2 separate regions of the Mus musculus genome follow, and region 1 is linked to region 2. A link is a loop called in an ENCODE intact Hi-C map of the cell type or tissue named here. Cell type or tissue: heart. All regions are shown on one strand. Links, peaks and the distances in the headings refer to the core of each region. The heading gives the core; the rest is flanking DNA.

The links. A loop is a pair of places that touch in the nucleus more often than their neighbours do. Peaks named below come from ENCODE experiments on the same cell type or tissue, not always from the same donor. Only the 100,000 strongest peaks of a DNase experiment are listed, where the experiment ranks them.
Region 1: a loop joins it to region 2, with 4 times the contacts of the local background. A loop is called at or near these places in 5 of 42 quality-filtered maps.

What each region holds. Positions count from the first base shown.
Region 1 is chr19:42,773,398-42,789,061 of GRCm38, forward strand. Hps1 (HPS1, biogenesis of lysosomal organelles complex 3 subunit 1) reads right to left here and starts at 6,581. Exons shown (of 20, transcript NM_019424.3): 1 at 6,517-6,581; 2 at 5,157-5,249; 3 at 4,725-4,886. The coding sequence starts at 4,841. Gm16244 (a long non-coding RNA gene) reads left to right here and starts at 5,635. Exons shown (of 2, transcript XR_386720.3): 1 at 5,635-5,946; 2 at 6,043-8,177. It overlaps Hpse2 (heparanase 2), which reads right to left. Exons shown (of 12, transcript NM_001081257.2): 12 at 15,198-15,664. The coding sequence ends at 15,550. In heart, for the core only: CTCF peaks have their summits at 3,577 (motif pointing left), 4,600 (motif pointing left) and 6,684; DNase peaks (open chromatin) are centred at 6,314 and 6,564; H3K4me3 peaks cover 1,464 bases; H3K27ac peaks cover 1,925 bases.
Region 2 is chr19:42,582,105-42,598,532 of GRCm38, forward strand. It overlaps R3hcc1l (R3H domain and coiled-coil containing 1 like), which reads left to right. Exons shown (of 7, transcript NM_177464.4): 5 at 721-816; 6 at 1,299-1,439; 7 at 8,501-10,152. The coding sequence ends at 8,568. It overlaps Loxl4 (lysyl oxidase-like 4), which reads right to left. Exons shown (of 15, transcript NM_053083.3): 13 at 15,841-15,977; 14 at 15,394-15,505; 15 at 10,175-13,300. The coding sequence ends at 13,230. Among named protein-coding and RNA genes, the nearest start is that of Loxl4, 22 kb to the right of the region's middle. In heart, for the core only: a CTCF peak has its summit at 7,324 (motif pointing right); no DNase peak of the experiment used is centred there; H3K27ac peaks cover 744 bases.

The DNA of each region.
Region 1 (15,664 bases), core at 1-8,000, 190 kb after region 2:
AGCATGTGTTTACTTGGACATACTCTTCTCCATCATCCCCGCTGCTCCTCCTCCCTTCCCCAACACTCTTCTCCATCATCCCCACTGCTCCTCCTCTCTTCCCCAACAGTCTCCTCCATCATCCCCGCTGCTCCTCCTCCCTTCCCCAACACTCTTCTCCATCATCCCCGCTGCTCCTCCTCCCTTCCCCAACACTCTTCTCCATCATCCCCACTGCTCCTCCTCTCTTCCCCAACAGTCTCCTCCATCATCCCCACTACTCCTCCTCCCTTCCCCAACACTCTTCTCCATCATCCCCACTGCTCCTCCTCCCTCCCTCAACAGAAGGGAGCAGCAGATACAAGAGCCTGTGAACCATTGGAGGAAGCTGAATACTGGAGTGAGGAGAAGGGGGAAACCTCTGAGATTTTTAAATGTGGCTGGGGGAGTTGGCTCCTCATCAGGAAGAATGTTGAAATGCATAAAGAACAAAGGAGTCCCTCACCTTGAAAACAGAACCAAGTGGCTGCCCAGTGGTGATGAGCAGCAGAGGCCCGGGCAGCTGCTTTGCCAACCTTCCCACTGCTCAGGAAGCTAGGCCTGGATCCCACCCCGAGGTCTGCTACAGAGCCAGCCTCTTTGTTGGCACCCTCGGACTACCCACCGCAGCCACTCAGCCCACTCAGTGCTGTCACTGGTGGAGCTCAGCGTAATCGCATGGGGTCTACTCTACCTACAGTTGACTGTTCATGGTGGCTCCCTGGACCTTCACTCCCTAAGAGTGGGGACCACATTGCTACACTTGCTGCTGTACCCCCAGAAGCCAGCAAACCTCAGGCTCTTAGTATTGTTAAACAACTATCCCCTAGCATAGGTAGGAACAAATGTTGGTGATTTATTAAAATTCTATTATTTCCTTTAAAATATTCTATTGTTTTCTTTAACTGTCATATATTATATTGAAAGTCATTTTAAAAACTCTAGACTAAGTGCAGTGACTTACCCTACAGTGAAATAAAAGCAGTAACTTTTTCAATTGAGAATCTTTTGTGACTAATTTTTTCAATACAAATAAAGAAATATTCTTATATATCAATTGGTAAAATGATAAAGTGCTGAAATGATTTTGAATGGCTTTCAACTCATTTTTATTTCTATAAATAATTATATCAAATAATTGGGCAAAAGGATGAAATTCAAGCACAAATAAATATTCCCAATGACAGCTAACTAGGATATATGTTTGTGTGTGCATGCACACATATATGTATATAAATACACATACATAGCTATCTATGTATACAGAAATCATTCAATGCAAATACATTTATTCAAATGTTTGGACATAATGGTACCATTAGGAACTACACCTTTGTGTTCATTTAACAAAATGCAAAAATGATTTGATATAATGAAATGAAAAAAAAATCTAGAAATGAAACATAAATGTGGTCTAACCCCATCATGTAAAAGGTAAAGCCCCAAAGCAGATTTGTTCAAGAGCTAATAGCACTAGGTGGTGGCATTATGAGGTTCTTACAAACTACTGTGTGTTCTCAGGTTCCCCACAAGAACTCCTGTTACTCAGCGGAAACTAAGTGTGACATGCACACATCAGAACTCGGGGACTTCGCTCCTTATGCTAGCTATTTAGGAACTGAAAACACAGGATTTTATTCCTGTACCAAGTTTTTTTTTTTTTGTCTAGTTTTTTAAGACAAGGTTTCTCTGTGTAGCCCTGGCTGTCCTGGAACTCACTCTGTAGACCAGGCTAGCCTCAAACTCAGAAATCCACCTGCCGATGCCTCCCAAGTGCTGGGATTAAAGGCGTGCACCACCACTGCCTGGCCCTGTACCAGGTTTTAATTAGACAAAAGAACTGAAATATTTCTTATAGGTTCTTAAAGATTAGATGTGCTGGTTTTTAAAGATGAAAGAGCTAAAGAGACGGCCTGGTTTTTACTTTAGAAAATCACCTGAATATCCACAACCCCCTGAGTCAGTCTTGTTTCCTCTTAACAACGGACAAGGGCATCACTATACTGATGTTGATGCTGATGCTGATGCTGATGGTGATGCTGATGGTGATGTGGACATGGGGAGGGGAGTGAGTCCAGCCAGGCACCTGCCTTATTCTTGGCTCTGGGGGAGCAGCTAGATTTGTGTGTACCAGGAAATGCAAGAATGTTTTGATCACTGCAGTTCTAATAAAAAAGTTTAACCCGGGCTGGAGAGATGGCTCAGTGGTTAAGAGCACTGACTGCTTTTCTAGAGGTCCTGAGTTCAATTCCCAGCAACCACATTGTAGCTCACAACCATCTGTAATAGGATCTGATGCCCTCTTCTGGTGTGTCTGAAGACAGCTACTGTGTACCCATATGCATTAAATGAATGAATGAATGAATGAATACATCTTAAAAAAAAAGTTTAACCCAAAATTAACCCTGGAAAAATGCTATTAAAAAAATAAATGATTCCTGTGAAATGCACAATGGGAGTTATCTAAGAGAAGACGGCAGCCATTTCTGAGCGATACTAAATACACTGGATGTCCACATACAGAATAGCTTCCGGCCATACGCTACACTACATTCAAGGTAAAGGCTCATTAGGTTCAATATGAAATCTAAACCTAAATCTGGCATGGAGGTGTGTGCCTGTAATTCCAGTACTTGGGAGGTGGAGGCAGGAGGATTGCAAGTTAGAGGCTGGCCTGAGCTACCTAGTAAAATCTTGTTTGAATAGCAATAGGGGCTGGAGGTGGCTCGGTAACTAAAGATGCCTGCTGCCAAGGCTCACGGTCTCAGTGTGATCCCCATGACAGCAGAAGGAAAAGCAAGGCGTCCTCTGACCGCCACACATGGGCTGTGGCATGTGCACACGGGTGTGCATGCACGCACGTAAACAAAAACTCAACAATAATGAAGACAACAAAACTCCCCAACCAAACCAAACCCCAAGCTAAACCAACTCCGGGAGAAGATCTGCGGAAAACTCCTTGCAATTTTAGGTTAGACAGAGATTTCTTAGCTATGTCGCCGAAAGCCCAACCTGTAATTGCCAAATTGGAAAACTGCGCTATCAGAACTATATACGCGTGCTCTCTGCAGGCACCCTCAAGAGCATGCGCAGACAAGCCGCAATCTGGGAGGAAATATTTGCAACGGAGATCTAATAAAAGACATGTCTGAGCTGTGTAAGAAACTCTAAAAATTCAATAAGGATCACTTGAGAGAACTGATCTAATATAGGGAACAGATACAGCAAAGTAGCACACGAGAGGCCGCCCAGAGTCACTAGTCACTGAAGGATGAAAAATACAACTCGAGATTTTAGCTGACATCTATTAAACTGGCTAAAATAAAAAAGGATGTATATTAAGTATCAACGAGGAACTGGAAAGCGACTGGTGGGGCGTAAAATGGTGGATACCTCTTCTGTGGAGAGTTTGGGGGGTCTCTTAAGAAGTACAGGGACTGGAGAGATGGCTCAGTGGTTAAAAACATTTGCTGTTCTCCCAGAGGATCTGGGTTCTAGTCCCAGTAACCACATGACAACTCACAATTTTTGGTAACTTCAATTCTAAGTGATATAATGCCCCCTTCTGGCCTCAGTGGGCATTGCATGCACATGGTATGTAGATACACTGTTAAGACCTGAGGTTAACCTATAAGGCCACCCACCCCAGGACCAGGTAACTTCCTGGAATGCTGGGAGTTGAAGTTCTCTGAAAATAACTACGCTCTAAGGGAAAATATGGTGGCTGTATGGGTTTCTCCTTATAAGCCCCTGCAACATGTGTCTTAGGGCCACTCAGCTGGGAACTCCAGGGGACAGTCCTGACCAAAGCCCATCCCAGTCAGTATTTAATTAAAGCTTGCTTCAAATTCGGCTCAAAATGGTGGGACTGGTTTTTCTCCTGCAAATCTCAGGATTAACAAACCACGAAAGAAAAACATCCATACGCACAAAACAAAACAACAACAAACACCCACAGAGTCCAAACTCACACAAAGATGTGTATGTTCACAGCCAACATATGTCTATGGTAACCAAAACCTAAAACCAAGTCAAACGTCCACCAAGAAGGAAACGAAGAAACAGATTACAGCCTATAGATATGAGAGAACTGGTTGACTGATAGGCGCTAATTGGGACAGATGAAGACATGGCAAAGAGTCACGCTGAGGTAAAAGAGCCAGCCCAAGCCAACCACAACACAAAATGTACCCACACTGCTGTGTATGATTGTTCTAGATAGGTCTACATAACAGACTCACCGGACAGCAATGGCTCACTGACTCTTAGGGAGAAAAGAAGTGAAAGAGGGGTTAAAGCCTTTGGGGGTGGCAGACAGTTCACTGACTATGATGGAATCACAGATATAGATATATCGGACTATATAATTTAAATGTGAACAGATAACAGTTGGTCTAGTTATACTTAATAGAGTTGTTAAAAATTAATCATTATGGGTACGCCAAGCTTTTCAGATGGAGAACCTGACATCAAGTCTCCCTCTTGTGAGGCTAAAATTTACCCCCTTCCCCAATCACTGGCCCAGACAGTGAGATAGGAAATCACAGTACTCAAGACATCAAAAGGCTGCCCCCTGTTGGCCAGGCACAGGCCCTGCGGACTCCTCCTGCCTGCCTGGAAGAGGCACTGGGACCTCCTGGCCTCGGGTGGCTCTGTGGCTCCTCTACCAACCCCACCTCCACCAGGACGGCCTGTTCTGTAATTACCTCCTCTTCCTCATCCTCTGACTGCTGGAGCTTCAGCCGGAGGCTCTCAGCAAACTCCTCATCTGTCCAGTAGAAGAGGACCTCTGCGCCCTCGGTGGCCACCAACACGCACTTCATCTTCCAGGGAAAAGCGAGGGCAAAGGTCACATCCGTGAGTTCAGCCTGGGTAAGGAGATGGGCTTCAAAACAATGGACACTCACGGAACCCTCGTCTGCATGCCTGCCATCACCCAGTCCTTCTGGGGTTCCTGTCTTTGGTTCCCCCAATGAAGTAGTGACATGGGGGGTGGGGGCAGGGCTGGAGAGGGGGAGGGGGAAGAAATGTACAAAGAGGTGCATGTGGCAGTTCAGTTCGCTCCTCTCATTCTGCTCTTCAAGTGGGTGCTGCCCACCTCTCCACCCTCCATCCTCCAGGAGAGGAGCATGGTTTACCTTGGCAAAGCACACAGCAGGGCTTCTGAGGAGCTAGATACTCTGACCAGGTCAGCAGACAACAGCAGCACAGCATCCTTGGGCCTGCAAATGCTTAAGGCAGAAAAGGCATGAAGGCATTCAGAGGGTCTGGTTTCCACTGCCGCCTGTTCCTGAGAGTGGACAACCTGGACACGGGCTGAGAAGTCACAGGTTCCCCCATTTTAAGGACCACAAGCTAGAAGGTGTCCTTTATGTGGAGCAAGCGTTGATGACACATTAGCTCCTACCTCCTCTGCAACTGGACAGTTTATATTTGGGTCACTCATTCACACACAGGTGGGGTCAGCAATCCCACCCTGAGCAGCCCCAGGGAGCGGTGAGCAGGGATGGGTTACTACACAACCCATCGCAAGCTGGCAGGAGGTCCCAGTGAAAAGCTGCATTCGGGTTTGGTTCTGGTTGGGCTTTCCTAAGGTCCCATTCAACTCAGAGATTCAAACTCCTCTTGGGAGGCCAGGGAACAGAGCGCTGTTGCACCTTCCTACCGGGTTACGGGGTTCCTACCAGCCAGGTCGCAACCTCAGCCCAGTAGGCTCATCTTAAGGACAAGAACGGTGGGTAGGTGTTATTCTTATTTCCCGGCTTCAAATAACAAGAGAAATAAGCTGCCTCTGGAATCCTCCCATTTTGATAACAGGCAAGAAGAATCTAAGGCGGAGGAGGAAGGTTTGATCCTGGGGATTTTGAAAGCAATGAAACTCTGAGCCTGGCTGCACCATTCTCGGGCTTGCCTTGATGGTAACTTCCGGTAAGCACCCGCATACTTTTCGGTGGGTATCTGGTTTTACGGTTGCGGCTAACCTCATTTTCTGATCTTTGTTCTCTTTATATTTTGCTCTAAAAGGAGGAAACTTTGAAGAGAAGGGCGATTCTGAGAAAAATCCCCTGCACCCACTTTTACCACCCGGGTCACAGTTCTCTCATTGTCCCTAGCAAACTGTCCCCGTGGCCTCTGTCCCGCCTAACACAGCTCAGTTGGGGGGTGGGTGCGAGGGGTGGGGACTATAGCCTGTGATGCTCCAGCAGGAGCAGCTGGCCTAGGAGGGAGTCTCTCCCTGCGCCGCTTAGCACCGCCTCACTGCGTGGCTCCGCCCAATAGCTGCTTAGCACTCTTTCAACGACACCCAGAAATTCTGACGTACCCTCCCCCTCTCCTCCCGGGGACGAAGGCCTGGCTTGTGACGCCCGCTCCAAAAGGCATGAGACTGATGCGGGTTTCCCCGGGTGCCCGGGCCTCTCCAAACTGGGAGAGCTTGCCGGAGGTGCCCACCGAGGGGCGACCCAGGACTGCGCTTGGTCACCCACGATGCCCACGTACCGGATCCGCGGCTCGCACCGCCCAGCGTGTAGCCAGCCTGCGGCGCGCTTCCGGGTAGGACACGTGACTCAGCCACATGACCGGGGCCTGCTTTGTGGGTTCGAGCCCCGCCCCGTCAGGCATTGCTCACCCTTCAGGCTACTGTGCTTGCTGGTCACCCGCCGCTAGGGAGCCGTGCCACGTTCACCCTGGCATAAGTAGGTATCTCACTGCCTTTAGAGGCACCAGCTGAGCCGGTGACATTTCTAGAGTCTCTTTTGCTTGATTTAGCTAAAGGGATTCCCCACAGATTTACAGAAGGGGCAACTGAGAACCCCGAGGGAACCCCCTTGCTGAAGAAGGAACAAATGGAACCAGAACCCAGGTTTCCTTGCACCTTCACCTGGCCCTTCCCAGCCTTTCGTTTTCTTGCCGAATCTAGTTGTAGGTGAAAGGTACCCTTTTTGTGGGTGCTTTCCCTTACTTACCTCCAGGGGGCGGAACCCGTGTGTCTTAGTCAGGGTTTCTATTCCTGCACAAACATCATGACCAAGAAGCAGTTTGGGGAGGAAAGGGTTTATTCGGCTTACACTTCCATACTGTTGTTCATCACCAAAGGAAGTCAGGACTGGAACTCGAGCAGGTCAGGAAGCAGGAGCTGATGCAGAAGCCATGGAGGGATGTTCTTTACTGGCTTGCTCAGCCTGCTCTCTTATAGAACCCAAGACCACCAGCCCAGAGATGGTCCCACCCACAAGGGGCTTTTCCCCCTTGATCACTAATTGAGGAAATGCCTTACAGCTGGATCTCATGGAGGCATTTCCTCAACTGAAGCTCCTTTCTCTGTGATAACCCCAGCTGTGTCGAGTTGACACAAAACCAGCCAGTACACCATGCAGAAGAGCCCAGCTACCTTTGGGCTCCTTGATTTACAAAGGTTCCCAGTCTGACTGAGGGCTGCATACACATTAGGGCTTTTGTCTTGAACCTGCGAGTGATTGCATACTATCAAGATTTTTATGTGTATTTGGAGGGGCAGAAAGAGTGAAGAAGGCCAATGGAGTCCACAGAAGAGGTTGGGCGCCTACCACAGGTCCTCATTGGGTACCTTGGTGCTTCTGAGAAACTTTGTGTACGACCCAGCATGAGCACTCCGCACCCACTAGGCAGAGGCCAAGAGCCAGTGCTGCGGCCACTCTAGCTACCTAAGGTACAATTAAACAACATCGCAAACGCCTGCGCCTGCGCCTTCGCCACCACCCTGCTCAGCCAGGCTCCACAGTACAGCCACAAGCATCAGTCTCCTGGAGTCCTGAATCTGCCGACACTATCCTGACTTCGGTCGGTCATTTCCCCCTTGTTTCAAACAGTTTGTAAGCCTGAATAACTGTTACCCGTGAACAATTTATAACTAATCTAGTCCATGTTACCTGATGCTAGTGACTTGTGTCTTGCAGATGACTAAAGAATGGCGCCGATCATCTCTTCATGTGGTTTTTCTCTTCATTTGTGTAGCTTTAAAATTTTTTTTGCTTTCAAATAAACATTTATTCATATCTTCTACCCCTTTTATTATTATTATTATTAATCTATTTTTAGCCATTGACTTATTATTGGATTGTAAGATTTCTTTATGTTGTAGATATGTTTTAAGTTAGATATATATTAAAAATACCATTATTTGATCTGTCTCTGTGTGTGTGTGTGTGTGTGTGTGTGTGTGTATGTTTAAGTGTGGCCCATGAGTACATGAGGAGTTTACTACTTTTTGGTCAGGCTAGCTGCCAGCAAACTCTAGAGTTACCTCCTGTCCCGGCCCAGTCATGAACACCTAACCTAAAGTCCTCATTTTATAGATGAGGACTCTGAGGGACGGAGAGTCTGGACAATTTCTCTTCTGAAGTGATCAAAATGGGTCTGGTAGTGCTGCCGTGGCCTGTGGATGTGGCTTAGCTTCTGCACCTTCAGTGGCCCAACTGCCCACCTTGCAGTTTGCTCTGTAACTCATTCCTCTGAACGGAAACTTTCTCTTTTGGTGGGAGGAGGAGCCTCTGAGGCTCGGGCTCACGAGAAAAGCCTTGGAGACTCAGTAGATTATAGGATTCTCGTGGTCCCTCCCCACGGTCATGAAAGCTAGGGAGAGGAGACTCTGGTGGAGCCAGGGAGGCAGCTTTCATGACTTGTCCTCTATGCTGGGTTGGGTATTGTGTGGTGCAGCTGCTCTTGAGTAGCCCGTGCTCCTGGAAGTCACCTCAGTGAATGTGTTCAGTCATTAAGCTAGACCTTGAGGGAGTCATTTTTTTTTTTTCTGGTCTATCGTTGATGCCCTGTCTTGGCGGAGTAGACTTTGCACACATCCTTCCAGGAATGTGGGAAGCCACATGTGCTGTTGCAGAGTGGCGCTGGCTACTGCTGGCCACCACGCATAAGTTTGGACAAACAACCAATGTGTACATACGCAGTAAAGCTTTTTGTCAAGTCACTGCCTGGCGCGGGCATGTTAATGAGTTACTGAGAATATAACCAATCAGATGTGAGACATGCAAATGAGGTATGTTAATGAGGTTCTGTGAGGTACTGAGAGAGAGTAGTCAATCAGATGAGGAACATACAAATGAGGCATAGTGCATAACCAATCTGGGTGTGAGACACGCCTCTCCTAGGCCTATATAAGCAGCACCAGTTCTGGGCTCAGGGTCTCTTCGCCTCTGCAATCAAGCTCTCCCAATAAACGTGTGCAGAAGGATCCTGTTGCAGCGTCGTTCTTGATGGTTGAGTCGGGCACACGCAAGACAGGAAAAGTCACACACTATCTGGGTTTTCAAATTGTTCTTCACATGTCCAGTAGAGGACGCAGTATCTAGTACTATTAATGTTCACTAGTTCACTAGGAATGGACTAATTCAGGTTGTTCTTTGATTAAAATGAGCCAAGAACTTGATTGTCAGGACTTGAGGAGTGGGGCAGGTGAAGGAGAAAGCTCGGGTAGGGCACTGTGTAACAGGCTCTGTAGACTTTGGAATCACCATAGAAACCGTAATCATCATCCAATAGCAAACCCGTGATGGGGTCTCATGCCATCCATTGCTTCCCAGGTGTAGTGGCTATTCCTGGTTGTCAACTTGACAATATTTGGAATGAACTACAATCCGGAATTGGAAGGCTCACCAGTGACCCTTATCTGGAGGCTTGGAGATCCTTATCTGGATCTTGGTTTGAAGATCTTGAGCCATAGTGGCTATGGATTCCAGAAGATTGAATCTCCGAGTTTAAGGAACACACCTTTAATCTGGGCTACGCCTTTCATCTGGGATTAAAGGTGTGGTGGAACACACCTTTAATCTGGGCTACACCTTCTGCTGGAGACAATATAAGGACATTGGAAGAAGGAAGTCTAGCTCTTGCTCTTGCTCCTTCGCCTGCTTGCTGCGTGAGACTGAGTAACTGCTAGATCCTTGGACTTCCATTCACAGCTGCGACTGAATCATTGTTGGGAATTGGGCTGCCGACTGTAAGTCATCAATAAATTCCTTTACTATCTAGAGACTATCCATAAGTTCTGTGACTCTAGAGAACCCTGACTAATACACCAGGCAAGGGCTTCATTTTCTAGAGCCCAGTTCTAGATGGGTCTGTGGACCGAGTGGAAGGGATTTTATTGGGGTGCAGGCCAGGGCCCTCACTATTCTCACTTGATCCCACATGCTCTCTCTCCTTTGTTAGTCAGCCCCTCTGGTACCCATAGCAGCCCTGAAAGAAGGTGCTGAGGAAGGCAGTGGATCCCCGTCAGTCTAGACAGGAGTGACTTGTGTGGGACACAGCCTTTGCCCCTTTCACATCCCCACCGACTGATATGTAATATAATATGTAATATTAATATATAATATGTAATATTAATAACCCCAGCTTCCGTAACCAAGATGCCCAGGATATCTAACTTGAATTATGAGAGACAATTTCTACTTCAGTTGTCTGAGGCAAGGCTTGTTGAGAGCAGGAAGACAGCGTCATGAAATCAAAGGACCTGGTGTGTGTTAGGTGTGTGTTAGGTGTGTGTTAGGTGTGTGTTAGGTGTGTGTTAGGTGTGTGTTAGGTGTGTGTTAGTGTTCAAGTCTCAGTGCTCAGACTTAGGTCCAGGAGTGGTGTGGAAAACTGTTGCCTCCCCCCCCCCCCCCCAACAAAACACCCTGACCACGGAAAGTTAAAGTAGTCATATTTTATTTCTTACAAAACATTACCTTAAAGTAAAGAACTACCTCATGGACTCGAACTCCCTGCAATCGCCAGGTTTGCAAAAGCCTCAGTCTCCTGTGTGTTCTGGATGCCTTTAACGCCTGTTAGAATCCCTGTAGACACAGCCTTCCCTGAAAGGTCTCCTGTACTCATCTCACTGGCTGCCAGATGAATAAAGTCAAGGCTTCTTTCTATTTCTTCTGAAATGATAATTTATTACATAACATTTACAAGTTGGACCTAGGGTGTTTTCCTGAATAATAATTAGAAGAGTAACGTTCCTGACTTGGGTTGTCAGAAGGACTCCTTTCCTGCAGCAGGCTAGCGGGGGGCCATGGTAGGAATTAATGAGCCAGTCAAATGGAAACTTCTCAGCTCCTCCCAAATGCTCCCAGCTCTCACAGGGGCTGCTCTGGAGTTTTGCATGTGGTATCACCCCTGGGGTGCTGCTATCCCCTTTACAGTTCAGTGTGGGCAGATGAAGAGACTTCCATACCTGGGTGGGGGAGGGAGGGAGGGACATGGTGCCTACAGAAGTGCTGGCTGGCTCTGCCATTTACCTCCAAATGATGCAGAACATATCAACCATCACCATCAAAGGTGGGGGTTGGGGGGCTGGAGATAAGTGGGAATGGCTCTTAGCCTGTCCTACAGAGAAACCCAGAGAAGCAGACCAGGAAGGTCACTGCGTGTCATGGTGAGCCTGGACTGCAGAGGCTTGTCTTCCTCACTGCTGCCTCACTTCCATCTTCCTCACTTCCATCAGAGCTGCTCCTGGGCTGCTTTAAACCTGAGGTCAACACTCTCCTGGCAGGTCAGGCAAGCGGGTGAGACATGGGATGGGCACAGGGGTTGAGAAAGCTATTGGTGGGCAACAGAGCTGAGGAAATGGGGTGGGGGGAGGCTGTTGTCTCCCTCCTCCTGGTGACAGTGGAGTCTAACTACTGATGAGAAGGAGGACATCCCCACAAAGAGATGGCGGTCCTTCACTCTAAAAGTTCCAGCTGCTTGGGCCTTATACTAGGATAGCTCATCTTGGCATTGCCTCTGTCTGGGATACTTCTCAGTCTCTTCTTTTCAGGGGCTGGAGGCTGAGAAATGAGCACAGACAATTCTAAAATTGAACCCGTACTCTGTCTCAGAAGAGCAGATTTCCTTGGGCTCCCTCTTGGGGACAGTGGCTGACAGAAGGGAGGAGCCACCAGCAGGGTGCAGTAGTGCTGGGACTGCAGGGAGAGCTCTTCCTTCCTGGCCTTCTTGGGCACATCACTATCATGCTGGGTAGCTCTGCTTGCACCTCAAAACAGTGAAGTCTTTCTGTTGCTTCTGCTATGACCATTATGGGAATCTACCTGGTTTGCCTTTCCTTCTGCAAAAATTAAGCGTTGACCTTTTGTTTTTGGAAGAGAAGGCACTCTGCATGGATTTGCAAGGCGCAGCCTCAGAGTCCTTTGTGCATGCTGGACACCCATGTGGAGCACACTGGAAGATGCTGGTCTGGCCCAGAATATGCTGGCTGCAGATGCTCAGGGGTTAACACCCCAGCACCCCAGCGTTCACCCTTGGTGCTGGAAGTGGGTGGAGGACCTTCAGGCAGAATTATCTTTATCCTACATGAGAGTACAGGGCTTTGAGCCCACGCCCTCTGGGGGCTTACAGGATTCCCCGGGAAGGGCAGAACTACAGAAGGAGCCCAGGAGAGAGAAGACTGCAGGAGGAATCCTGGTTTTGGGAGCCCCAGGTCTTTAGTCTCACAGTTGCTTGAGTCTGATATTTTCAAGCCTTTCTCCAGCCAGAGATAATGCTAATATCCCACAGAGGCAGCTTTCCGAAGCGCATTAGAAAAATGGGGACTTTCTCTCCCAATAACAAAGAGAATTTATTCTGAGGCTTTGTGATAAGAAATGAGAAAGAAAATCATTCCTAGAGGCAAGGGGAGCGGAAAAGCAGCTCAACAAAAGGCACAGACTTCTCATTACGAGTGATTACTCTTTCAGTGCGCATATCCACAAGCCCATTCTTTGGTTTAAAATGAAGGGCTCTTAAGTCTCTCATGATCTCTGCTGTATCTGGCTTGATGAAGGAAAACTGACCCAGAGAGGCCGCTGGGGGAGGACTGCTTTACTCTCCCCAGCTGCCTCGCTGTTTACTGCAGACTGTCTTTGGGTAGAGTCCCCAGAAAGAGCAGCATCACTGTTCCTCCCACCTCTCTCCCAGGGCATCAAGACAGAAGCCCCGTGACAAAGTTGCTGCACAGTTGTGATGTTCCGGTGAGTGTCTCGGTGCCCTCTGAGAAATGCAAGCAGGTCTTCCTGGAGATAGTTGTGAAGACAGAGCTGCGGGGCTCTGAAGACAAATCTCATTGCTTCCCTCCTCCCCCTTTGTTAGCTCAAAAACAAACAGAACTTCCACCTCTTGGGTGCAGCATTTAATTCACAGAAAAAAGACAAAGGCGGCAAAAAATGACCTACATTCTGGGAGGCTTAGTGAAGAATTAACGCCTATTTACAGAAAATGTGTTTGGGTGGGGCTCTGGAAGTCTTGGCTATACCGAACAAGCAGTCCACCAGGTGAGGGGCAAGTCGGTGACAGGAAAAGCCGCTGTGCTTGGTGACTAAGTAGGTTCTGGATGATTCTTCAAACCAACCCATTTCACTGTGTGATGCTGGGCAGCCTAGCGACCGTCCCATGCCTCACAAGTGCTTGGGATAACAACAGTAACTTTATTATGCGGCTTCTATATATGTAAAGCAAACTAGCCTGGGGCCTGGCATTAAGGGCCTCTGATCACCTTGCTGTTATCAGCGGCCCTGCAGCTGCCCCCAGACAAGTACTTAGAAGAGATTCTGATACATGTTCAAGGAAAAAAAAAAACAAAAAAAACCCAAAAAACAAATAACAAAAAAACCCAAAAAACAACAACCCATCTGTCTCCTTTCCCATCCTCCCACATTCTTCCTGACTTTGGTCCACCTGTTTGTCTTTTCTCTTCCTTCTTCCCTCCTTCCCTTCCTCCCTCCCCTCCGACCTCCAGTGCTATGCTGGGCTTCCATGGAAGGTGCCTGAGAAGGGAAGCTCCCTGGGAGCCTCTCTGGGTGAGCAGTCTCATGGGCCACCCTTCCAGATGCTGCTGGGTCCAGCCTGTCTTCAGTCCTCTGCCCTTGCATGCCCTAGTGTATCTGCTGTGTGATGCTCATTCTGTACTGAAAATAAGCACCCCAAAGTCCAATCCCACTGTCTTCCTTATAGGGAGAATCAGATGGGTGGCTCCCCTCTACCAAATCCCCAGCTCTCCAAGCTGAAAGTCTTGGGCACCTTGCGGTCTAACCTTCCTCTTGTCTCTCACTTTGCAAACAGGACTAAGCCCTTATTCTTCAGGCATCTTAGGCACACCTCTGCTGCTCCCCCAGGCCTGTCTATTCACACCAAAACAGTGTCCCTGACTTATCTGGTACCCAGGAGAGTCAAGGGTCCTCTTTCTCCTTGAAGGCAGCATCATTCACGTTGTTTTTTTCCTGAGGTCAGCCATGTCCACAGAAAGTCCGTGTGACTGCAACTTGCTTCCAAAGACTCCCATACCCTGTTGCCAAATAAAGGTCCCAGGCGTGGGCTTTAAGTCCCTCTCCTGCCTGCCCAACTCAGAAGCCCTCCACATAGCATTCATCTGTTTTGCTATCAGACCAGTTTCCCATCCTTCCTTAATAGAGCCAACAGAAGACTTTGCACCATGCGTAAGCACACCCACCTGGGGTAGGGTGGAACTGGTCACCTTCAAGCTTTCTCCCTAAAATGCACTAAGACTCGGCTACTTGGGAAGAGACAGAAAAGTTCGACTGTCTGCAGTGACTTCATTGATACTTTCTTCTTCTAAATGGTTTTTGGTCAACCAGACAACTAAGGCCTTCTTACTGTTTTGAGTCTTTGAAATCCTTTCAGTTTGAGGGCAAGGTCTAAATTGCTTTGTTGGATTGGTGTGTGTGTGTGTGTGTGTGTGTGTGTGTGCTCGCGCACACTTGGGTTTGATGTTTCCGTGTGCTTTTTCTTTGTACTACAACTCCCTCCCTCCCAGCAGCATAAAGAATGATGATTTCTTCTTGTGGAGCCTAATACATTGCTCTCCACTCAGTGAATATTGTTACCTGACCCCCATTCTGAGCTGGAGGGAATCTAGATCCCCAGAGGAATAGAACTTTAGAGTATGACTGTCATTCTACTTGCGAAGCACCCGTTCCCAGAGGACCAGCAGTGATGGATGCCACTGTCAGAAACCCAGATGCACGCACTCATACATCAGCCAGGAAATTATATAAACAGCTCACCCAGCAGGCCAGAGCTGACTCACCCATTAGCTCCCTATGGGAAGAGAGGTGTCAGGAAACCCGAGGCAGCAGCAGGAAACAGACAAAGGAGGAGTTACAAGAGGATTAGAGTTGCACCCCCATCTCTTCCTCCCCCATCCTCTGCTGATGGCAGCAGCCATAGGCTAGGGCCTGGGCTTTACAGTTAGTTACATTGCTGTGTGGTCAGGACCGCAGGCAGCTGGTTTGCAAACACTGCTCTGGAAGCTTGCTGTCAGCTGTCCATGCGTAAACAGACACACCAGAGGATGTCTACCTTTTCCTTACGGACAGATGCCACCTACCTAGACTAAGCTCACACTATGACGGTTAGACTCCCTTTGGAGAGTCTATGTTGCTCCCAGCAGCATGGGAGTAGAGGCTGGTTGCTAAAGAAGGTGTCTGAGGAATAAGGACGCTACGTGTGTGGAAGAGCAGAGAGCAGTCCAGCAGGCCCACCAGTAGCTCAGGAACAGAGGGTGACTTATCGATAACGGCAGGCCAAAGCATTGACATTCTTGACCACATAAAAGCCCATGGTGACTGGAGGGATGACCAATGTCCGGCCGGCCCGCAGCGGGCGGGGCTTCAGTTCTGGA
Region 2 (16,428 bases), core at 3,896-11,895:
AGTGTCTGTATTAGAACAAACACTGGCTTTTGAGGACTGTGGCCTGTACCCACACGTTCTCTCCCTCTTCTCTTTAATCCAGCATTTGGTATTTGGAAAGGTAGGCACTTCCTCCCTGGCCATTTGCACACTTAAATGTCAGACATGATAAAGACCAAAGTGAGACTAAATTTTACACTATTTATTTTTTTCCTTCAGAAAAAATGAATTAGAAGTAGAATTCTATATAATTCTACTGTAATAGCTACTCTCTGAATATATGGTTGGTCTTTTATTCACAGACATACCCTGGACTCAGGATAGAGCTTAGGCAGAGGATCCACAGCAGTCAGAGATTGACCTCCTGTCTGAACCATCTTTAGAGCATTAATTTGCATGGACTGGATAAAATATTTTTGACTTTGTGGAGCAAAAAGCTTCTGTACTTACCTAACTGGATTTTTGTAGCAAGAAAGTAGCCACAGTGTGCAAATGAGCATGGCTCTGTTTCATACAGTTTTATTTACATTTATTTACAGAAACAGAAAGCCCAGTTGCTGCATTTGGTTTGATCCTTGTTCTAAAGCAATTATTATCCTACTTGCTGTTTACAGATTTTCTATATTTTATGATTTTTTTTCTTGCCACGACACATAACTTGTGTGAACAAATGCTTTGTAAGACATAGCCCCAAATCCTCGTGTGCGCCACTTTCCTTCCTTACCTCTGCTCTTCCTGCAGCTCGCGATGCCCTGGGTACTAAACATACCATGGTGAAGATCCGGCCCTTGTCACAGGCCACAAGAGCAGCCAAGGCCAAAGCTAGAGCGTGTGCTGGTGAGCCTGTAACCTCTCTGCTGTTGTTCCTTATTAATGCTGACGTTGCTACTGGTTCCAGCAGTTTCTCACGATCCAGAGTTCTGTAGACATTGCGTTTCTATGTCAATACTTGTATTGATGTGATTTTAAGGACAGAAAGGAAAAGAGCATGTTGGAAGTGAGCCCTTTGAGCAGCCGCTCGAACTGGCCAAAGACAGGCAGTACAGTAGCCAGGTTCTGATGGCATCCCCGCCTAGTTCACCTGATGGAGTTGTTTGATAGACTTGCTGTAAGAAATTGTGTTAATGCAGATAATACAGCCCGGCTTGTTTGTGCTTCGCCGTACTAATTTCCTTGGATCATCATCTATCAGGGCTGTATTAATTACTGCTGATACTGCCCTTGTTAGTCTGTTTTGTATGTTAATTACTGAGTTAAATCACTTGGAGCTGTAGTGGTTTCTCTTTCTCACTGCCTCTTTCTCCTTTTTTTCCCCTCAGAGTTTCTCCAGCCAGCAAAGGAACGACCTGAGACTTCAGCAGCCTTAGCCAGAAGGCTAGTCATCAGTGCCCTTGGGGTTCGAAGCAAACAGAGCAAAACTGAACGGGAAGCAGAGCTCAGGAAACTGCAGGAAGCCCGAGGTGAGCTGACTGGTGGTCTTTGGTCTGGTCCACAAGGGCTTCACTATGAGGCACGTGTCAGAAAAGAATAATGTGCCTTCCATCTTGTTGTTTCCATCTTCAAGAAGCCTCTCAGATGAATCGATGGTGTTTTCACTCCTGTGTGCACAAGGCGTCTAGTAAATTTACTGTTACTGAGAGGTAGGCTCTGCTTTCGCAACTCTTTCCTGGCTTTTCTACAGTTTGTTTCAAACTAAAAAAAGAAAAAAGAAAAGAAAATTTTCCCTCTGAAGACTTCAGTCTCCCAGGCCTTGTTTACTGTGCTTTATCGCTCCATGACCACGCTGACAGTGTTGTGGTGTAGTCAGATAGCTGAGATCTTTTTTGGTAGAAGGCAAGTTAAGGCAGAGACAGCAACTGATATTGATGATAATAACTATAAGAAGAATTTTGTCTTCTTAACACAATCAAGTAGATTCACCTGACTTCTGATGATTCTCTAAAACCCACGAGTTCTCAGAAAATATTTCCACAGATCCATAAGCAAGACTTTTTTTATAGTTTGGTGTTAAGCTTAGAAAATATCTTCTCTTTATTGGTTTTTTAATTCTAGGTAAAGACTTGGACTCAGGCTTGACACAGAAGTATTTTTTTAACAGCTGTCAAGCTTTAGACAAGTTCTTTGCCTTTACCCAAGATGAATAGAATCAGTGAAAACAATTCTGAAAATTCCACTTACCAAAAAGTGACTTCATTTTTCCTTTAAACCAACTGAAGTTTCAAACTGCTTGTTTATTGCCAGTCTAACAAGGCCATTAATACTTCTGTCCACTATGCTTTGGTGATAGCAGGCGGCTTTCGGACTCTAAGCTGCACCGGCCAGATAACCAGTGAGTGAGAGCATCATGGCAGGGGTTAGAGTTTCAGGAGGGAACCCAGCTAATTTACCTTAATGATGATAATGAGGCAATTCTGTTTTCTAGTGCATTGTTTATCCAAAGGTTGCTTATAGAGGATAGAAGAGAGAAAGGATTGCCTTTGCTTTTGTAGATGGCAAACAACAGAGCTGGATCAAAGGATGTGTAGTATTCCTAACCCTTACATTGGTTATGTCTTAAGAAAGCGGCTCTTGGATGTAGCTACAGTTACCTATCTCAGAGGGGGAGGGGGGGGAGGAGCCTGGGGATGCAGCTCAGTTGTCAAGCTTTTGCTTAGCATGCCCTAAGGCCTTGGGTTCAGTTCCAGCACTAAACAAAAGAAAACAAAAAAGGATGAGGGAAGGTAATGGGAGAGGTATCTACTGAGGAACTGGCTCCCTTTGCTGGACGCCACGCCTTCCGTGTGAGCGTAAATCCCCTGTATCTCTACAAATACCGAGGCTGTCGCTTTGCTGGGATAAGATCGTCTGTGTGCTCTCTCGTTCTCGGCAGGCCCACCATCATGCTGCTTCTCTGGATGTATTTGTTTAAACGCTTTACTGTCCAAAGCACATTTCCGTGGTGCAGTTTCAAAGTGAGACTGTTGACTGAGTGACTTTTGTTTGTTTTTGAAACCGTTCACTTTGTTGTCCTGAATGGTTTAGAACTTACTGTGTAGCCTAGGTTGCCTTTGAACTTACGGCAGGCCTATATCAGATTCTGGGGTGCTGGGCCACCGTGCTAACTTCTCTGTTGCTTTTTAAAATGAAAAATATTTCATAGTTTGTTTGTTTATCTTAGCTGATGCTCTCACGGTGTTGCCTCTCCTGAACTTCAACTTGTAACCATTCTGCCGCAGCTTCTCAGCTCCTCTGGTAACTGGAGCTTAAGAGGCTCTGGGTTGTAATTAAGAGACCAAATGGGTTGGCTGCGTGGATCACAGAAGGCCGTTCTGTCATTCTGCAGCACAGCTCTTCTGTGTCTGAGAAAATGGAGATGGGCAGTTTCTTTTACTAGCATCCTTTTGAATTAAGCAACCTCATGGAGCTGTATGGAGTCTAGGTTCTTACTTAATGTGTTTTGTTCCTCTTAAAGCCTAGAGTCCAGTAGTGACTGTATGCACTAAGCAAAGCTCAAACCAGGGATTACTTTTAGATTCTTTAAGCAATGGCTCCTCCCGCTCTCCCACTCCTCACTCTCCCTTTCTCTGTGTGTGATGTTAGGGTTAGATGCAGGGCCAGTGCAAGGCAGGTCTCGGTCACTGAGCTGTTATCTGATGCTTTGTAGTGTAAGACGTGGATAAAAGGGTTGTCGATGGAGACTCCCAAGTAGAAATTCTGATGGTGTTGGCTTCATACCTCAGATGCAAGACACTGGCCCCATGTCTTAAGCTGACCCCATGAAATTAAGGAACAGAGGTTACCACCTAGGAAATGAGAAAGGGGATTTGAATATAGGCTTTTCTAATTAAAACTCATTTTTTTCTACCCTTTTGAAAGGTTTGGGGGAAAAATTGCCATTTCCCCCTTGGGGTAAATATTACTTTTATAAATAAATTTTTGACGTCCCCAGACAATGCACTATAATAGGCTTCTTTTTAGTTATAGATACCAAAGATTGGCTAGCAGCTTTAACTGACAGAAAATTTCTTTGGTTTGCTATAAATCTGGATGATAGTTTAAACCTGTTTCTCCTTCCTTTTTTCCTTAGTAGGAACCCAGAACATCTGAACATCGTTCTTTACCCTCAGCTCTTTCTGTAAAGACCAAAGGTAGATCACTAAATCAAGAAAGAACCCTGGGCTGTAGTAGAACTGTTGCCACTTAACTAGCTGTGTGGCTTTGAGGTCTTACCACTCTTTCTGTCCTCTTCCCAACTAGTAATGCTTGCTCTACCTAACCACGGGGAGGGTTTTTGAGTACAACATAATTTAATCTTGAAAAGGTGCTTTTACAATCTTAAGATATGGTTCTGTTTTCTGTGTTGTAATATGGCATGAGCATTGACAAGAGTATATTATGTATTGCTGCTCTTCCAGTACACGAAACAGATGGACCTGATCGGTCATGGCATTCTCCCTTGGCGCGGGTACTGACATACCCATTGCCAGTTGATCAGCGTCAGCACGGACCTAACATGTGCTCATTGTCTGTACTGTATGCTATTCTGTTATAGGTCCTTTCATTTATATATAATAATCTAACCCTTCTTTGTCCTCCATGAAGAATTCTGCTGACTGCCAGGGAGTTAAGGACAGAAAAGATAGACGTGCTTGTTGTCTCTGTACATGAACGATACTGATTACTTTGGGTTTTCTTCATAAATGTTAGTATTTTACTCTGGACTTTCATTGCCCTGCCCCTAAAAGAGTTGAACACACCTAATCATTTGAGTTTCTCTGATAGAATTTTCTATCCTACTTGGATTCTCCTGACATTATAGTGGAACAGCTTATACCTCAGTCCTTTAAGGGAGATCACTAAAGCTGAAAAAGTTGAGGAGAAGGAAGTGCCAGGCCACTTAAAGCAAATCGCAGTGTGTGCGTCAAGAGGTGAAAACCTTCAGTACATTGTTCTTGAGCATGAGTAGAGCGTCCTTTGGCCCAGGAGAGCACGCAACAGATCAGAGCTGTGCTGAGAGTGGACGTGGGAGATAGATCATCCCTGAGTGCTTTGGATTGTAGTTAATCAGGTGTTTCAACCACTGCTTCATGCTGAATGATGAAACCGCATAAGTAAAGGGCTCAGCACAGGAGTATCTGGGACATCTTCCTGTGTTCTCCATTCCAAATATTTGATTGCTGACTAAAATTAGAAATGTATGTCACTGCTTCTCAGAATAAGCTGCTCTCTCATCTTCAAAGTCTACTATAATTTTATTTCATAATTTCACTTCATTCTTAGGAGTAGATGATTAATTGGCTGGTTCTAAAAGGCCAGCATTTGGTTCATAGGTCTAAAGCAGAGGAAGTAAATAATTTAATTATTTAGTTTGATTAATTAAATCACAGCAAACTTAGAGTCATCTCTGAACAATACTTGCTCTTTTGTAGTAAAACAGATTTACCCATGGTAGCTAACTCTGGGAAACCTTTTTGCACATTCCATCGTTCTGCAGCACTGTATTACTGACCATAGTCAGATTTTCAGGGTATTTTCATGTTTTTCCTGCCTATTAATCTGAAATTCACTTCATTTCTAACCATATAAGTATGTGAAAAAATTTTTACAGAGATGTAATATTCTTTCTTTCTTTCTTTCTTTCTTTCTTTCTTTCTTTCTTTCTTTTGGTTCAGAGACAAAAATGTCAACACTAGGACTAACTGACCACTTCAAGTGTTGCTAAAATAAACAGCCCGTGGTTCCTTGCACTTAACATACTGCAGATCATCTGCCAGTTAGCTGGGGCCTGATGAGCTCTGGATTACATTCTCCTGGAACACTGATGATTATATAAATACTTGATAAACTTTGTCTGAAGCCTTGCCACAATTAAGAGTTTGCTTATACTGCTCCCTTCTCTTGATCTCCCAAGTCTGCCAGGGAATAAAGGAAGGCAATTAGATTTGCCCAGGCTTGTTCTGCACAAAGCTTGCTGATTATTACTCTGTAGGTGGCGACAAGTGGGTTTTGTGATCATTTTTTAAGTGCCCAAGTAAATTTTGAAAGTCTTTAATTTGCAGCCCTTCTCTTTCCTTCCCTTTTCTTGTCAAATAAAGCCTGATGGGGCGTTCCCTTCTCAGGCCTCAGCACCTCTCTTCTCTGACTTCAGCGGCTCGCTCAGTGGGCATTTCTATCTGTGCTTTCACACTGGAGTGGGCGTCTTCAGGACAGTTTATGGAAATGCTCCAGGCTAGCCATTCCCTTCTACTGTTCCAGTCTCTCCTACTCCCTTCTCCTACTGCTGCCTGGGCTGTTTGTGTCCTTCACTTTACGCTAAATGGAGGCCATGCTAATGACAGCCTTTTTCATGCAGCCAGTCATGTAATGCCTTCTTTTGATAAAGGGACGTGTTTCTTTCAGTTAATTTTTTCACATGCTTTTCCTTTTCTTTTGATATTTTCAGATGCCAGGATCATGGGAAGTATGCTACTTAAAAATAAGAACTGGGTTTTGGCCTCATTTCTTCCTGATAATTGAGCCTTAGCGAGTCATGCAGGTCCCCTGTCCCAGAGGGGAGCACTTGAAAGGCCCCTTTGACCTGTATTCTCTGTGTTTCATATGCTTTATAGTTTCACTGTTTCTGTGTGCTTCTTTGTTTCCATGTTTTACCACCAGAATTGACACACACATGCACACATGCACACATATACATGCTCAGGTGAGACTTAGAAGTTAGGGGACTTTTGTTAGCAAGCATTGAACACTAGACATATTTCAAAATTGTGACTTTACAAAGATGGCACAGTGTCTGTATTATATGTTTTATAACACCAAAAGCAAACACATTAGCACTCATGTTCCTTGGGCAAAGTATGTAACAAGTCACATGAAGTGAACAGTAGAAGCCTCATGTCGGGTTAGGTTTGCTAACAAAAATGAATTTTGACACAAACTTTACAATAAAAACTATTTTCAGAACTTTTGATTTTGGACTTGTGAATTATAGGGCGGTCATATTTTTCTATTGTTTAGGGATAATTTTTCTGATTTGTTTCCTATCTTAATGAACAATTTGAGTTCTAGTAAATAATTTTCCTGATTCCTTTGTTTTTCCTTGGAATTCACAACCAGTTTTTTTCATCCATGGCTGCTTTGCATTTACGTCTTCCCTAACTCAGAACCATGCTACTTTCCTAGGAAGTCCTGGCAAAGTTTGGATAAGTTTATCCTTGGCATTGCTCATGGAGAACCTCAGCCAACCCAAGCCTGCCTGCTTTGCAGTTGAATTCTTTCTTGGGCGTAGTGTTAATCAGCCTTCAGTTTATAATTTGTTGATCCTCATTTTTTTGCCTTGTGTAATTTTGTTGCTATATTCAGATGATGCCACAAGATGGTGCCCAAATAGCAAGGAATTTCTCTCTCACATTCCCAGCCAACTTCCTTCCCCTTAACAGTACAGTCAAGTGTAGTTTAGAGATTTTTTTTTAAGTGATGTTCATGATTTGGAAGATAGGTTGAGATAGCAAGTGTTAAAACTCACCTTGATTTCTGTAATCTACCTGGTTCATGACTTGAAGACTCTTTTGTAGACATTGTCAGTCTGGAATAAGAACTCTTAAAAAGAATCATTTAAGGCTTATAATATGTATTTCTGGTATTAAGGTGAATGGCTGTCAGCTATAAAGTTAGAACTGGTATTGTGCATAAAAGAAACTATTTGGAGCACAAAGTTGTATATGTTATATTGGAGACACCTACCAGTACACCTAGGTGTACCTCAGAGCTCAGTTACCTAGACACTGTGAGCTCCTTTGCTAAAGTGGTCCTCCTGCATTAGTTTTTTAGGTAGCTGGGCTTACAAGCATGGTCTGCTGCTCTCAGCTAGTATATATGTACTGGCAAATGAAAATGAAAAATGAAGTTTCTATATTAAAAATAATTTAAGATGTATTATACAATTTATATTTTTTTGTCTTAAAAATTAATCACTCCTTTTCCTCCATTTTATCTGGTGATTATTTTTTCTTTCTGGAATAGTCTCTAGAACAGTGGTTTTCAAGCTATGGGTTGATCCTTTTCACAGGGGTCACCCAAGACCATTGGAAAACACGGGTATTTGCATTGCAATTTATAACAGTAGCGAAATTATAGTTATGAAGTAGCACACATATAATTTTATGGTTGGGGTCACCACAACATGATGAACTGTATCAAAGGGTCGCAACGTAGGAAGGTTGAGAACCGCTGCTCTAGAACACTTTTGGTTTGGTTTGTGTTTAACGTGTGGAGCCCTGAGTTTCATCCTAAGCATGACAGAAAAGAAAAGGAGGAAAGGTAGAGAGAGAAAGGGGAAAAAAAAAGAAAGAAAACAAAACCAAGAGTAGTATCAATTCTTTAAAGCACTTGGAAAGCTAAAAAAATGTTAACCTCTGGGATCAGGTGAAAGGTGATCAGGGAATCCCCCTGTCTCGTGAATAATCTTTGTCTTGTAATTTGATTAAAGGAGACTTAGTGGCTGTGTGAAATCTATAATCATATGATTAACATTGGCCTTTATTTACAGAGAGAAAACGGTTGGAAGCCAAGCAACGGGAAGACATCTGGGAAGGCAGAGACCAGTCTGTGGTTTGAATATCAGTTCCTGAAAGGAATGAATCCATGATTGGGAAGTGGTTGATATTCTTGAGACAAGAGGATCTTTCCAGAGCTGTGCACATGCAGATGAGCATGTTAAAGAAAACATGAACAAAACAGACGACTTGGAGAACGAGGGTCCAGTCCTCACTCTTGAATTCAGACCTGTCCACTGTGACAGAGACGTTAAAAGGAACTGTCATGTGGGAAGGAAAATGGAAGTGGCTTCTAAGCGTCCTGGGTGGAGCAGGTCATCTTCATGTGGGTCAGGCCTCCAGGAAGTCTGAAGCAAATGTAAAGCAAAACAGGATTCAAGCCTGCAGTGATAGGAGTCGGAGGTCCGTGGCAGGGCAGGGCGCTCCTTAGTACTTCTCAGAGTTGAGAACTGCAGGATGAGGGGCAGCAGTAAGACAGGGAGAGGAAACAGCTCACAGACAGGAGTGCCTGGTGCACTCAGCCCGTACAGAGACTACACTGCTGGCCCAGAACTCCAGAGCCCCTGAACCGCAGCGCATCGTGGGTGTTTGTTCCTGAGTGTGTACTAAGCTTGGGGCCTGGTACTTGGGCCTGCACAGCAGCCGGGTCTGCTACCTTCCTTCCTCACAAGGACCAGCCCTAGGGAACTGAGTGCCGCTCCAGTTTAATCAGTGATATCTTGTGAGAGGGAAAAATTAAAGGCTATTTTATAACATAAATCATTATGGTGTTTATAAATCTTAACCCCCATCCAAAAGCCAACATCAGAAGAAGAAAACAGAAAAACCTGTAAATGAGTTCTCTAGTCTTCAAGTCTCTGATGGTGTGCCTGGTTTAGACAGGTACTAACTTTTATCAGCCCAGTGAGTATAGTGCTCTCTGTCTTCTCTGCCCTAGAGTAGATCCCTAAGTGCCGTCGTGGCAGTTCTGTGTGGCAGCTTCTCTTGCCCTCGTCTCCTCATGCATCTTCCCTCCAACCTCTTGCGTTGTTTTTCCATAGCCGTCAAATCTGACACCCTGCAGGAAACGTCTGGCTCCCAGTGTGTTCTTGGTACGATCTTAGCCTGTGCCAGAGGGGCTTGGCAAGCAGGCCCAGACCATGCAGTACAGTGATGGGCCGAGCCGCCGGACAGCTTAGAGCCACCAGCTCAGCCTTTTCTGTCTCACAGCGGCCTTCTTGGTGGTTTTGGAAAGTCGTTCTGTGCTGAGGAGACGGTAGTGCTGGTCTCTAAGGTGCTGAAGTGGCAGGAACCGGTGTCACATTGTGTTTTCAACTGGGGCAGAAGTTGCTTTTATTCCCGTGACAATGATGGATTATTAGCTTTGTCTAGAACGTGGTAGAATGGGGCTCTTCAAATATCCCTCGATGACCCTGGCCTTGGCTCTGAGTCCTGACCTGCCCCTCTTGCTAGTCCCGGCTGGAGCTCTGTCACAGTTCTTCAGCATTGTTTCTTCACTCCAGGCTTGCCTTTCCAGAGGCTCTGTACAGTGCCACCTTCCATATGTGGGAAAGCATTGTTTTCTTGGTCCTCTGTTTCTGCTCAAGTCTTCAGCTGTGTTCACTCTGCTCGCTCTGCTCTGTTTGAGCAGTGAATACAATGAAAGAAAATACCAAGGACTCCAGTACTGCCTTTTATTATTTTTATGTTATTTATTATTAATATAATAATATAAATATAATATTTATTTTTATATATTACATGTTACCTTATTAATTTTTCTGTTATTAATTTTATGTATGTCTGAATTCCTGGTAACTGTGGAGGCCATAAGTGTGTGTAGATCTCCCGGGACTAGAATTACAGTTGGTTCTGAGCCACCACATGGATGTTGGGAATTGTACCTGGGTCCTCTGGAAGAACCAGGCTCCTAACTGCTGAGCAGTTAACTGATCCAGCCCCCCAGCATGGCTTTATACCGAGAGACACTTTGAAGGCACACACTTGCCATGTTTTCACACCCTACCCCAAGTTAGATACCAGACCATGGCCATACATGTACCAGACAGCACTCACCACTGAGCTACACCCTCAGGCTGGATGACCTTGAGAAAGGACAAACATGTCTGTGAAAGGACTTCTTGTTAGCTGCTTAGAGTCCTTCTCTATAGGCATTGCTAATGTTTATTACCCAGTTTTTAAAGAAGCAACCCATCTTATGTCTGATAATCAGCTACGTTTAACTCTCAGGATAACTCCCATCAGTCTCGGAGAACAGTTTTTTAAAGTCAGCATTTGAAAGTTTTGGGACAGGGCTGTTTTTACTTCCATTGAAAATATGCTTTTTGCTTACATTATTCCAGTAGTCGGGGATGCTGTGTATTAGTAGTAAGAAGTCCCAGCCACGGCTCAAGCTTGTCCATGCAGGATAAATCCTTGGTTTATAAGAGGAGCTAATGGGAGAACACAGTGCGGCTGCTGCTCTCAGAGAACAGAACTCTCCAAGATAAGGAGAGCTGTTTGAGTGCTGTGGCTGCTCTGAAAGAAAAGTTAGCTGTGGGGGATGACCTCTCATGTACACTCTACATATATGTTTTGTATATGGTAAACGTCTAAATCTCAGGGTTATGTAGAATTTCTAGTAGAAAGCTACAGTCCCTGTGGATTCTAGTTTTCTCTTCATAGTCTAAAAGTCTATTAGCGTAACTTCTGAGGAGAGCTTCCTAGCCCTTCTCTGGAGCACACGTGAAGTCAAGGTGTGCCAGGGTGAAAGTCTTCTGAGGTTTTTGGTTCTGTCTGGAATTTGGCGGTTAGTATTCTGTTAACATTCCTCATCTAGTTATAAGTCATGCCAGCCACCAAGCTGCCCGTGTCTTTCCCTTTCAACTCAGAAGTTTAACAGCACAGCCCTTGTATAGCTTTTTCCAGGAATTAGAACTGGCTGCACCTACCACTCGTGTGATGTGGGCCGGAAAGCTGAGAGCGTGCTGTTGGTTGTCTGCCTGGCCTGCTTTTGCTGGTCTCTTGGAAACTAGATCCAACAAGAAGGTGAGGGTAACCTCCCTGCCCAAGTCCAGTCATCACTTGCCACCCCACCCTAGCTAGCTGCGCACATTCTTGTGCAGAACATTAGCTTCATGTGTGAGGATCATATCACTGTTTGCTGGATCCAACAGGAAATCAGTCCTTCCCTTGTTTACCTAAACTGTTACACCAAAACAGGCTTCCTGTGCCAGATGAAGGAGATGACGGAATGGAGGAGACAGAAAAAGGTACTTTTTGTTCACAGAAGGTATCCCAAAACATGTCTTTTGACTATCAGGGTAGCTCTTGTACTGTGGGGAGGAGAATGCTGTAAAATCAGTTCTGTCTGCGAGCATCTATTTTTTTATTTTGTAGCCTCTGTTATAAAAGTCTAAAGTCTGGGTCACACCTTCTCATTCCTCCCCTTCACCTCTCAGCCTTCCTGACCCAAGATTCACTGTTGACCTTGGGCAGCGTAACGGTGAAGCAGGTTAGTGTGAGACCCAAGAAATGTACTAGGGTGGGCTGTGCCAAGGATTGTGTTCCGAGCGTCATCCAGCTCTGGAGGGAAGAGGGCAGAGTGTAGTGCAGTGGAAGCTGCAGAAGCTCAGCTGGTCTGGCCTTTGTGGCAGCCCATAGTGAGCAACCTTTGTTGGCATTATAAGACCTAGAAGGATCATCTGTGTGTATGTCAGTGGAGAAAAGGTCCAGGCATGCCCTGGAAGACTCCAGGTCTTATACCACCTGAGCAAGAACAGAGCACAGCCGCCTCACTGGATGGTGGCCTCTCCCAGGTTTCCTTCTCACTTCTTGTTAACTCCGTCTTCTGTTCCTAACTCTACTAGACCTGTCTTGGTGTTCCTGCAGAGGAGCTTGGCTGACCAATTTCTTCTCAATTGCAAAAGTTTAAGGTGAAGTGGCTTTGGTTAAATCTGAAATTTAGGCTAACCCTACAATGTGGGTGATTCTAAGAGACTGGCCTGCCTGCCAGATATGGCACCTCCCTGGGCAGAGGTCCTCCGAGGCTGAATTCATGTGACCTCAGCCTTCGTCTTGCTTTCTGACTACTCTGCAGGAAAGGCCCTGTCTCGTCATTCTGTGAAACTTGCTCCCCAGCCCCAATAATCGAGGTGTTGACCCATCAGGAAATGGAGGAGGCCTGAGGGTTCAGGGATATTGGAAACACCATGTGTGACCGAATGAAGGTAAAGATGCAAGGAGAGGCTTCAGAGCCTGAGATGCGAGTTCTAAGTGAGGGTAAGCTGAGGGACTGTGTTCACCAGCGTCTCTGCCAGGTGTGACTTTGACATGGTCCTTTTGCGTGGAGCGTATAGCAGAGAAAACGACTCCATCCACAGCTTGTGTTCTCGGGTCGTCTGTCCTTTGGTCCTCCAAGACATTTGCAAAGCACCACTTAGAGGGGGCCTTGGTCACAGTTCATCCCTGAGGAACTTAGAGCTCCTGAAACTGGGAACTGTGCATCAAGTTGTAAAGAAGATCGAGTCTCCTGAAGGAAGAGAAGGTTGAGCTGGCCCAGAGCCATCCTGAGAGAACTGCCATCCCGGGTGATGATCTGGCCACCGAAAGGCCTCCTGAGCAGCTTCTTGGTGCTCCTTGTCACTAGCCCCTTGTCCTGTGAGTCAGGGCTTTGTGAAGGGCATGGCTCCAGTCAGCTGAGGTATCTGGTGTGTGAGCAGAGCTGGGAGTGCAGTAATGGCTTCAGATCAAGTTGTTCCTGAGTCGCTGTTCCTGCTCCAGGGAGAGCTCTGCATTGGCTCGGTAGGAATCTCCTGTGGGCCAAAGCAGAAGAGTTGAGTGGACAAAGCCACCACAGCGCCCTTCCATCAGGGTAGCCAGGCACACCGTCTGTTGTGTGGAAAGGCTATACTGGTTCTCGTTTGTTCCCTCCCCATGTTCTTTCTGTGTGGCCACTCTACCTGGCTTGTCCCCTGGTTTCCACCTGGTAAGTCAACAGCAGAAGGAGGCTCTGCAGTGACAGGGGTTGTCTGTGACTGTAGGTCCAAGCAGCTTCATCTCAGCCTCCGCCATGACAGCGAGCTCTCGAGCTCACTGTCTCCTGGCTCCCCTCCCTGCAAGCTTACAGGGACAGTAGTTTCCCATTCCTTTCCCCCTGGGCTCAGTGTCACTTGTTTCCTGGTCCTCTAAGGAGCTCTTGTCACATAGCTAACTTCAGGCGCACTGCAGTGAGTCGTACCATGTATAGGACTCTAGCACTGTCTTTGTGGGTCCCTAGCAGTCTGGTTAGAGAGGCTCTGTCATCTCTATGTGCACAGTCCCAATTCCTCTCACATTCTCGTTTCGTTCTGTGTCAGCAAAGTCTACTCAAGTTACCCAGATGTGAAACTTTAATGCTCCTTCTTTCTCTCCCATTTGCTGGCGGAGTTTATTTTTAAAACAAATGAGGTTAGGGGTATAGCTCGGTGATAGGGTGCCTGCCCAGCCCATGGAAGGTCCTGAGTGCGTGAGCCTAGTACCACAGACGAAATATAAAGACATCGTGACTGAAATTTTGTCACTGTCCCTGTTTGAGAGATGGAGACCAGGGAGTGCTTTTCTGTTCCAGCACAGCCCCCCTGGGGAGCACGTCAGCGATCTAGAAGCTCACAGTCCATGTTCACAAAAGGAAACTACCCAGACATACTGGCACACGCCTGTACTCAGTAAGCTCTGATCACAGAGGCTGAGGCAGAAGACTGCCCAAGTTGAAGGCCAGCTGAACTACACATACCTGTTTCAAAGAACAGAACATTGTAATTAAAACCTTGAGGCTGGAGGGATGGCTGAGCTGTTGAGTGTGGACTGCTCTTAAGGGCCTGAGTTTGGTTCCCAGCACCCACACTGTGGGGCTTACAGTGGCCTGGGACTGCAGTCCCTCTCGGTTCCATGGACACTTGTGCACATACCTTCACGTGCACACACCATTAAAAAATCTTTAAAAAAAAAAAAGGAGAAAGAAAGGAAGGAAGAGAAGAAAGAAAAGATGAGCCTTTGGGTTGAGATTTCCCCACTGTCTTAGGTTGGAGAGTGGTGGCAGTTAGAAGGCAGCCACAGAATAATTTTTGTCTTCACTTCTGCGTCTTCGTCTCTTTCAAAGCCCTGCTCAAATACCACTGCCTCAGATATCTCATGTACTCTGTCTGCTTGCTCCCCATTTGCTTTGTACCCTTAGGGGTACTCCCCAAGGTAGGGCTTTCTGATTCTATGCCTGTCCACCCTCTACAGCACGACGGCCTGTATCCCACTGTGTGATACTGTGATCAGTACAGTTGTGTAGGTCTTCAAACACACTGACAAGACAGCCCTGCCTTAAATACATAGACCTTAGCAAGTCTAGGCACCGTTCAACTGTGAGATGGAGGGGTTCTGTTTAAAAAGCAGCTACCTCCTTCCTGTCCCTGTCTGAAACTACAGTCCTCTCTGCTGCTATTTGTAGCTGGAGGTAACAGCAGAGATCAAGGAGAACTTTCTCCTGGAAAGAAGGCAGTTCAGGAAAACTACAGGAAATGGACAGGAAAGTGTGTGTTTTGAGACACGGTTCCTCTACATAGCTCTGGCTGTCCTGGACTCAAAAGATGTGCCTGTCTCTCCCCAAGTGCCAGGATTAAAGACTTGCACTACCATACCTAGGCAAGAAAAACATCTTGATGTGGCTTGGGAGGACAGGAAGGAATCTGAGACTGGAAACTAGTCAGTCATCCATGAAGGAATATAGTTGCTAGGTGGTGAGGTTGATGACCAATGTCATCCTACCATAGCTGTCTGTATACACCATCTGTGACACACAAGGCACGTCCAGGTGTACCTCTTAACGTTTTCCAGACCCGGCAGCTATACAAGGCTGGCGTCGCCGTGGCTGCATTACCTGTGTGGCAGTTGTGCAACCAGACTCGCTGTCCATCATACTTGCAGCGGCACCGTATCATGTTATTGGAGAAATCGGACTCTGCAACATCGTTTGTGGGGTTCACAACCACCTGCAGTGAAGGGGACATCAAAGCGGGGGCTGTGGTTTCTGAGGGACTTTACATCTTACCTGGTATTCTGCAAAGTGGTCTTTCTATGCCCTGATTTGCTGATCCTTAGTCACCCCCAGGTGGTAGACATCAGCGTCCCTCTTCACAGATGTACAGATGAAGATTAAGAATTACCCAGTGTCCACTGAATCAGGACTCAAACCCAGGGCCTTGGGGTCCCCTTTGGGCTCTTCCCCTACAACACAGCTCCTAAAAGGAACAGATCTGTTGGATCCCACGGGGAACCACCTTTCTCTGATACCCAGAGCTTCTGTAACTGCTGGAGTCATCCTTACCTGGAAGATATAGTCCCCTGGACCCACATCTGTGATATCCACCCACTGGCAATCGATGTCATGCCGGTAGGTGTCCCAGCAGCCTACAGCCACTCCCTGTTCCCCAAAGTTGGCACATGCATAGCGCCGCTGCACTCCTGAAAAGGACAGTACACAGTTACCATTGCACCGAGAAGGCACATGTGCCCAGGCATTTTGTGGTTGCTCACCGGCTTCATTAGTTAATCCTCAAACTGGCTGGACCAGCTCTGTACTTCTGCCCAGTCCATGGGTTCAGTTAAAACTTGCCTGAGTACAGAATTCCTGCTAGCTGAATTTAGCATGGGCAAACAACATTCATGACAAAGACTGCTACTTTGGATGCTCCAGTAAAAGTTCCTGTTGGCCTGAGAACCGTGAGCGAGGATTCTAGCCTTTCTGAACTAATTCTGTCTACCAGCCCTTGGCAGGCCTGGTTTTCATCTGGATACATCACGTAGGGTCAGACTGTGGGGTACATGTAGGAAACACATTCCTTGCCCTCCAAGAGTTGCTCAAAGTGCTAAGCCTTTAAGGTGATACAAACTAGTGGGAATTGAGAGGAAATAA